2 separate regions of the Homo sapiens genome follow, and region 2 is linked to region 1. A link is an interaction called in ENCODE POLR2A ChIA-PET data of the cell type or tissue named here. Cell type or tissue: PC-9. All regions are shown on one strand. Links, peaks and the distances in the headings refer to the core of each region. The heading gives the core; the rest is flanking DNA.

Region 1 (4,398 bases), core at 198-4,197:
GGGAGTCAGAGGGTCTGGATTCTGGTCTAACTCCTTCAGTAATCAGTACTGTGATCTGCAGCAAGTCGCTTCAACTTGCTGCGACACAGCTATGAAGTGGAGATGCTGATGCCTGTTCTGTGTAATTCACAGGGTGAGCAAGAACATCCAGTATAATAATGTGCATTAAAGTGTGCAGAAAAATATTAAGTACAGAGCAAATCCAAGTTATTATTAAACAGTCTTACTTTTACAATTAAAATTTAATATCAGAGGAACAACTTGGAGGGACCATTTGTTCTTTGTAGATCTGGGAAAGGATTCTTGAACAAGGCTATAATATGATGCAACTTCATAAATGGAAATCTCAGGGTAACTTTTTTTGTGATATTTTAAGTAGATTTGAATTGAAGAAACTCAGCCAAGTTATCCTGGTCCCTCTTCCCTTAAATACTTTTTTTTTTGGTTTTATTTTTTATTTTTATTTTTTTGAGATGGAGCCTCACTCTATTGCCCAGGCTGGAGTGCAGTGGCATGGTCTCGGCTCACTGCAACCTCCACCTCCTGGGTTCAAGCACTTCTCCAGCCTCAGCCTCCCGAGTAGCTGGGATTGCAGGCGTGATTTTTGTATTTTTGTAGAGATGGAGTTTTGCCATGTTGGCCAGGCTGGTCTCGAACTCCTGAACTCAGGTGATCCGCCAACCTCAGCCTCCCAAAGTGCCGGCATTATAGGCGTGAGCCACTGCGCCTGGCCATTTTTCTGGTTTTAAAATCAAGGAAGCAACTAGGTGGTTGTTGGGTTTTTAAGTCATGAACCTATTTGTAAAGGAGCGTGCTTTGCCTGATATTATCTACTCTAACCCAGTAGATTTATAAACACTAATTTCTACTGTTTTAAGACCACTTTTTATTAAAAGCAACTAACAGTAAATAAAACCAACCACTAAAAGAGATAATTTTATCAAGAAGGGTTTAAAACAATAAACTTTTAGATCAAATATAGTACTTTCCTCATTTATCTTTCACTTTTCCTTTTGTAACTATCCTAGACCTCATTTCACACATCTCACACAGACATTGGTTAGAACAAATGCTTCTTTCTTTTTCTTTTTTTTTTTTTTTTGAGATAGAGTTTCACTCTTGTTGAGGCTGGAGTGCAATGGCACGATCTCGGCTCACTACAACCTCTGCCTCTCAGGTTCAAGCGATTCTCCTGCCTCAGCCTCCTGAGTAGCTGGGATTACAGGCGCCCACCACCACACCTGGCTAATTTTCCATTTTTAGTAGAGACGGGGTTTCACCATGTTGGCCACGCTGGTGTTGAACTCCTGACCTCAGGTGATCCGCCCGCCTGGCCCTCACAGAGTGCTGGGATTTCAGGTATGAGTCACCGCGCCCAGCCAGAATGCTTCATTCAAGGCCTGCTGAATTCCTATTCGGAGCCTAACCCACCCTAGAGCTGTGCCTTACAGGCTAGCTCTGCCTGCTGCATTAGCTCCCTGTGTCTTTCCATGTCTGTTTATTGATCTTTCTTTTTTGTTTTTGTTTTTGTTTTTGTTTTGAGACAGGGTCTTGCTCTGTCTCCCAGGCTAGAGTGCAGTGGCACTATCTCAGCTCACTGCAGCCTCAACCTCCTGGGCTCAAGCAATCTTCCCACCTCAGCTTCCTGAGTAGCTAGGACTACAGATGCTTGCCACCACTCCTAGTTAATTTAAAAATTTTTTTTTGTAGAGACGAGGTCTCACTATGCTGCCCAGGCTGCTCTCAAACTCCTGGACTCAAGAGATCCTCCTGCCTCGGGATCCCAAAGTGTAGAGATTACAGACATGAGTCACCACACCCAGTCTGTTTGCTGATCTGTTTTAAAGGAATGTCTACATTCACCTTTTCTAGGAGTCAGTTCTCCAAATCACTCTACCTTTCACTTTGTAAGTAACGGTGGGGAAGAATAAAATAACAATAAAATAAAATAAAAACAAAACTATATTCACTCCAAAGAGAAGAAAATAATTCCCTTTTGTCCTTTAAAGAGTGAAAATATTCATTACACAAATCAGCAATGTCCACCAAAGGCCACTGCTCATCAGCACTTAGTGTAGTTTCCAGAGAAAACATCTAAAATGCATAAAAGTTAAGCAGTTTTTGTATACCTAGCTTTTAGCTGATTTCATGACTGCTGTATAGCTTCTTTGTAGATAGTTTCTGCAGCTGTTTCATGAATGTTATGGTATGCCTGCGAATTGAATTGAAAAAGACTGAGTTCACACGGCTTTTGAATCAGTAAGCTGAAGCCCAGAGGGGTTAGGTACATTGGACTGGAAGCAGAAGGGATGGTTTTAAAGAGCAGCTGGTTGTTCATCTTCACTAACTGGCAGGCAGCCTTTCTGGGGTGTAGCTGCGCTGCAGGTTGCACAAAAGAGTCTCAACGCCCCTCCTGCTACCCAGGCCTAGCCCTCGCAGCACTAAATGGGTACATTCTTGACAAATAAGAAACTGGGGCCCGATATGCTGATTCCCACATCTGTATTTAGATCCCACTCATGACACAGTGTATGACCACAAGCAGGTCACTTAATTTCACTGGCCTAAGTTTCTCCATCTGTTAAAGACATCTGTTGTCTGTCTTATAGGTGAAAATGAAAGGAACTAGCTATGCAAAGTATATAAACCACAGTGGGTGCCTGATCAGTGTGACATTTCCATCTTTTCCCTTTCCCTCTGAACATTCCCCTCCCCAAAGACCCCCGAAGAGAAATGGCATGATATCTTCTGCCAACAAACTGATAGACGCCAGGGTGAAATCAGCGGAATTCAACTTGTGATTGGCATGCATTTATTAAAACATCCTTCTGCTTTCAGGAAAATCAGAGCTCTTTATTTCAGATGGAGTTATCTCGTTGGCTTACTATTTAAAATAAGAATTTGTACCACTATACGTTGGCTAACTCTGATGTTAAAGGAAACTTGCTGAAAACTGATTTTTGTTTTGGCAAAATATAGAATTACTACTTTTCCTGGTGGGCCTAAGCCAGATTCAGTGCCAAGAGGGAGGTAGGGAGAAGTAGGGTTTTTTTTTTTTTTGCCAGCAGATGCCATCAATCTTGAAGTATTCTGGACAAGTGAGGAGAGCATAAATTAAGACTATTGACGTCAAAATCCAGATAAACTTGAATCCAAATCCTAGTCTCATCATTTTATCAACTATGTGCCCTTGAGCGAATTACTGAATCTCTCTGAGTTTCTCAGCTGATTGATCTACAAAAAGAGGAATATACATGTAAAGTGGCTAGCACAGTGCCTGGTGCTTACTCAGTGCTCAAGGGGTGGGAATGGGGGAACGTAGGTGTTTCACAATAATTATTGCCATGAACTGGGTATGTAGGAGATGAATCTGGGGGAGCTTCTGGGTAATCACAAAAGCATGAGTGACTGTGATGAGTTGTATTAGCTTCTGAGGGCTGCTTTGCTTGTAAAGTACAAAGTACTATGAGCCGGGTGTCTTAGAACAACAGACACTTATTGTCTCACAGTTGTGGAGGCTAGAAGTCTAGAATCAGGGTGTCAGCAGGGCCATGCTCCCTCTGAAACCTGTAGGGGAGGATCCTTCCTTGCCTCCTGTAGCTTCTGGTAGCCCCAGATATTCCTTGGCTTAGGCCATCGTAACTCCAGTGCTTCCATAATTTCATACGGCATTCTCCCTATGTCTCTTCACAGAGGCTTCCCTCTGTGTGTGTCTGTGTTTGTGTCCAAAGGGCACCAGCCACACTGGATTAGGGCTCATCCTAATGACCTCATCTTGATTACATCTGCAAATATTCTGTTTCCAAATCAGGTCACATCCTGAGGTACTGGGGGTTAAGACTTTAACATATATTTGGAGGTGGAGTATACAATTTGACCCATCATCTGAGTATACATACTTCTAGATTAAATGCAACGAGCCTGGGCATTACCTCCACATTCTAAAATTGGGCACAATCTCCACACATTGGGCACATTTCTTGCAACCTAGAGAGGCCTATTGTGAAAAATGATATTGTGATATTGGTTAGCTTTCTAAGTGAATATTTTCTCGTCACAAAAGAGCAAAAGTTCCCTAGACTCAAGCGTAGGCAGGGACTTTCTTTTTAACCCCACTGAGTGAAAGGCAACCAGGAAGTGTGTGCATGTCCATTCACCCCAAAGGAAACAGCCTTGCATCATAGACAGAGCCATCCCAGGTCTACATAAGTTCATACCATGGAGAATATTTTTCCTACTTGCTTTCCCTTTCCTGTATATATGTTCAAATGTCTGACATTAATGAAACATTCAGTGTGATCCAGGGAAGTATCATGAGTCTGTTTTTCCTGAATCTGAAGGTTTTGGGGCTGGGAGGGAGATCATGTAAACCACCCCCTACTCCCAGGAAATGGAGTG
Region 2 (4,398 bases), core at 125-4,124, 170 kb before region 1:
CTCTGCAAAGCTTCAGCTAATTCCCTGTGTCTAGGAGCCAAGAGGTGGGTGCAGTCAACCCCCTCTTCTTGTGGCCTCCCTTTTCTATTTAATTTCTGAGAATGATGACATGAGGTGGCCTAGGGATTGCTCCTGACAGCCAGAAAGAACTGTAATCTCTTTCACTCCTCAAACACCATTCTCCAGGGCCACAGCCCTGGCCTGAGTACCTATGTGGACAGCCCAGACTAGCTCTATTCAAGGCCTCAAAGTAAGCCTTTCCTTAATTCAATATTTCTGGATCTTAGTGCAGAAATTGACAGTGATATCTCTCCTCAGGCCTGTCATCCATGGAACAAAAGGAGGTGTCCATGGGTTCAACCTATCTCCCTGGATTCTACATTCCATGTGGGATCCAAACCATCCTGAAAACGAAGTGTCACTTTGTCTGTTTTATAATTTGTATGCATCTCTCTCTCAAAGGGCTTTTCAAAAGTGGGTGATTTAGGGCAGGATTTGCAATTCCTCAATTTCCTGAGCATGTATAGCATTAATATCACCCTTAGATTCTGTGGTACCCCCAATTCTAACAGTTGGTGCTTGACAAATATCACTCTTCAGTGCTCTTGTCCCACCTAACAAAGCTGAAAACAAGACCTGAAAGGATCAATTTATTTCCAAGGGCAATGGGCTGAATGGTGGCCCAAAGACATTGGATTTTAATCCCTGGAACCTATAAATGTCACCTTATTTGAAAAAAGAGTCTTTACTGATGTGATTACCTTAAGGATCTTGACATGAGAATAACATCCTGGATTATCTGGCTGGGCCCTTGATGCCACCACAAGTGTCATCATAAGAGTGAGGCAGGAGGAGATTAGATGTACGCAGAGGAGAAGGTGCTACAAAGACAGAGGCACATTGGAGTGACGTGGCCAAGGCACTACCAGAAGCTAGAAGAGGTCAGGAATGAATTCTCTTCTAAAACCTCTATGGGGTCCCCTGATGACACTTTGCTTTCAGACTTCTGGTCTCTAGTACTGTGAAATAATAAATTTCTATTGTTTTAAGCTACTAAATTTGGGTAATTTGTTACAGCAGCATTAGAAGACTAATACACCAAGTAACTTAACTGAATCTTATAACAAAACCCAAGAATACTTATAGGAATACACCATTATTCAGCACCTAACAAGATAAAATCCACAATGGCTAACATCCCACCAAAAATTACCAGGCATGCAAAAAAAGCTGAGAAATACAACACATAAGGAGAAGAAAAATCAGCTGAAACTGATTCAGAAAAGACTCAGATAATACAATTAGCATATATAACTATATAAGCATATATAAATATATAAGAATATATTAATATATTAGCATATATAATCTTAATTGATCTTTATATATTATATGTATATAACTTAATATAATATATATCTTTTTATATATTATATTATATAGCTTTATATATATAATATATATTATATAGCTTTATATATATAATATATATTATATAGCTTTAGATATATAATATATATTATATAGCTTTAGATATATAATATACAATATATTATATATATATATAAAGATCAGGACACGGATGCTGCCAGGGATACAGCTGAAATACAGAATTATGTTACAAAAGGACAAAAAGGAGAACATTGGCAGACAGCTGGCAGTTCTAGCCATCACCATAAAAAAAAAATTTGTATCACCAGTTGTATTAGTCAGGGCTTTATAATTGCAAACAACTCAAACAGATGTGGTTGATTTCAGCAGAAAAAGCATTTAATAAAAGGGTATTGTGTATTTCACAGACTTCAAAACCAGGCTTAGAAATTGAACAGGGACAAATGAGGCCTGGCAGCAGCCAGGACCACAGCTAAAATCTTGCTCCAGAGCCCATCTAGTGAGGATAATGCTGGACGTCACAGCTCACCCCTGAAGTCACCATCACTCCACATCTGGTGCTCCTCAGCCACTGTTGTCACTAGAAAGTCCACATTGTTGGCAGTACTGCCGCCAACCTCCAGAAATGTTCCTCCTCCTCACAGCTTCTTTGCACTACTAGAAGGGTGCATCTGCCAGGAAGAGCTCAGTCATATTCTGAACCCCAACTGCAAGGGAGACTGGGAAATGAGCCTTCCACTTCTACAGTGGGAAGCAAGTTTTGCCTCTCATCAAGATTTACAGGAAAAGAAATCTTCTGGAAACCTGAAGAGGGTACAGAATCTGAACTATCAGATAAAAAGGAAAACTAATAACAATAGTAATTGACAAAGATCTGTTCCATGGATTCAGATTCTACTGATGTTAGTGAGAGCCATGTGCTTTGCAAGTCAAACAGGCGATCGTAGCACATGCAACTCATCTTCTGCTCCTCAGGACCCTCTAGTCACATGCCCACACCCGTCTTTGCTTCTTACTCCTGTCAAAGAACAAAATTTTAACAAATGGAGTTTTAAAGATCAAACTATCAAACCAGCTTTTCTTAGTTCATAAACTGAACATCATCTAGTCCACAAAATAGACAGGAGCTCTGCCAGGCATGGCGGGAACAGTCCATTTTTATAAAGTAGCTTGAGCAGGAAGAACAAGCAAAGTCCATTTTTAAAAAGTAGCTTGAACAGGAGGAACAAGGAAACAGCATGGGGCAAAAACCTGGTTAACATCAGGTTACTTTCCTTGCACGGATTAAAGCAGAGCGGACTTCCTTCACATGCCGGCTCAGGTTGGCTGGTTGCTGTGAATCTCATTGGGTTTTTTGGGAAAACTGGCCTGTCTGGGGGTTTGGCTATCATCTCTCTCCTGACTTCTCACATAGTACAAGTGAAAAGCTTAGTTCTCAGTTTGGTGATGAGGAGCATTAGCATGAATGATTCTATTTTGGGTTGGTCTGTTGGGACCTAGTGCAGAAGAAGCTCGGCCCAAATGAGTGGTCTTCCATAAGTTTTCTTTAACTTTGCTAATGAGTAGATTTTAGTCAGACATATTTGAGGTTTATGAGTGATCCTGAAGAAGTAAACGATCCAAGTCTGTGTTATGAACTTCCTATTTTTGGTGATTTTTCTTTGCTAACATTAGTTACTTTATGGACGTCCTATTAAATGCCAACTGATTTTCTTTGTATTCAGCATGGAGAAAAGTAAAATCTAAAAAGAGAATGGTGATGAGTTCTTTGTGCTATAATACTCAATGTAGAGAATGACGTTGAGCCTATTTGGCCTGACCAACCTGCTTCCTGGATTAAGTCTTGATCTGATCAAAGACAAACTTCAGCTGAATTAAATTTAAAAGAGTTCAATTGAACAATGAACGATTCACGAATCGGTCAGCCCCCTGAGCCAGAGTATGCTTAGAGACTCCAGCACAGCCACGTGGTAGAAGATTTATGGACAGAAAAAGGAAAGTGAGGTACAGAAAACAGAAGTCAGGCACAGAAACAACCTGCTTGGTTACAGCTCAGCGTTTGCCTTATCTGAACATAGTTTGGACAGTGGCTACATTTAACTGGCCGAAACTCAGTGATTTGAACAAGTGTAGGCTACAGTCTGTTTACACCTCCACTTGTTATAGTTGACGATATACAGAGGAACATTTAGGCCGAACTTAAAATATGTAAGGAGGCAGCTTTAGGCTAAACCTGATTGAACAGATCTGTGATGATTCTTAAGCAGTCACCCCCATTCTTCTTAATTCAAAGGAAGCATTAGACCAGAGAGTATCTGACTGGAAAGACCAGTGTTTCCAACAGCTGCATTTGGGATGGAAAGATCTCTAGACTCTTCCTGTCCCTATCGTTCTATCCCTTGAGGTTAATTCCTTTGGCCCTTCCATGAAGCTCTGATTAAAATACAAAAATCACAGGAGGAACAACTGATAAAATATACCTTTTCTTTTTTTTTTTTTTTTTTTTTTTTTGACCCAGAGTCTTGCTCTGTGCCCAGGCTGGAGTTCAGTGGCACAATCTCGGCTCACTGCAACTTCCTCCTCCCTGGTTCAAGCAATTCTGGTGCCTCAGCCTCCTGAGTAGCTGGGACTACAGGCACCTGCCACCATGGCTGGCTAATATTTGTATTTTTAGTAGAGACTGGGTTTCACCATGTTGGCCAGGCTGATCCTGAACTCCTGGCCTCAAGTGACCTGCCCACCTCAGCCTCCCAAAGTGCTGGGATTATAGGCATGAGCTGCCACGCCTGGCCAAAAGACATCATTTTTAACACCTTCAAGGAGTGAGATTTTAGGTAATAACTACTACTTACTGGCACTACAGAGTGCTTCCTGCACAACTTAGCACATTCTTCTTCATACAAGCCCTATCATAGAGTAGTATTATTACTCCATTTCTACAGATGAGGAAAGTAAGGGACAGAGAAGTCAAATGACTCACCCATGGTCACCCAGCTAGTAAATGGT

The links. Peaks named below come from ENCODE experiments on the same cell type or tissue, not always from the same donor. Only the 100,000 strongest peaks of a DNase experiment are listed, where the experiment ranks them.
Region 2: POLR2A ChIA-PET joins it to region 1 with 9 read pairs; 4 of 35 experiments call an interaction of 5 or more read pairs at or near these places.

Annotation. Positions count from the first base shown.
Region 1 is chr7:134,898,122-134,902,519 of GRCh38, forward strand. The region is part of intron 3 of CALD1 (caldesmon 1); the gene reads left to right. Among named protein-coding and RNA genes, the nearest start is that of AGBL3, 86 kb to the right of the region's middle. In PC-9, for the core only: no CTCF peak of the experiment used is centred there; a DNase peak (open chromatin) is centred at 1,820.
Region 2 is chr7:134,724,968-134,729,365 of GRCh38, forward strand. All of the region lies in intron 1 of LOC124901750 (a long non-coding RNA gene), which reads right to left. It also overlaps a transcript of CALD1 not described here. Among named protein-coding and RNA genes, the nearest start is that of CALD1, 52 kb to the right of the region's middle. In PC-9, for the core only: no CTCF peak of the experiment used is centred there; no DNase peak of the experiment used is centred there.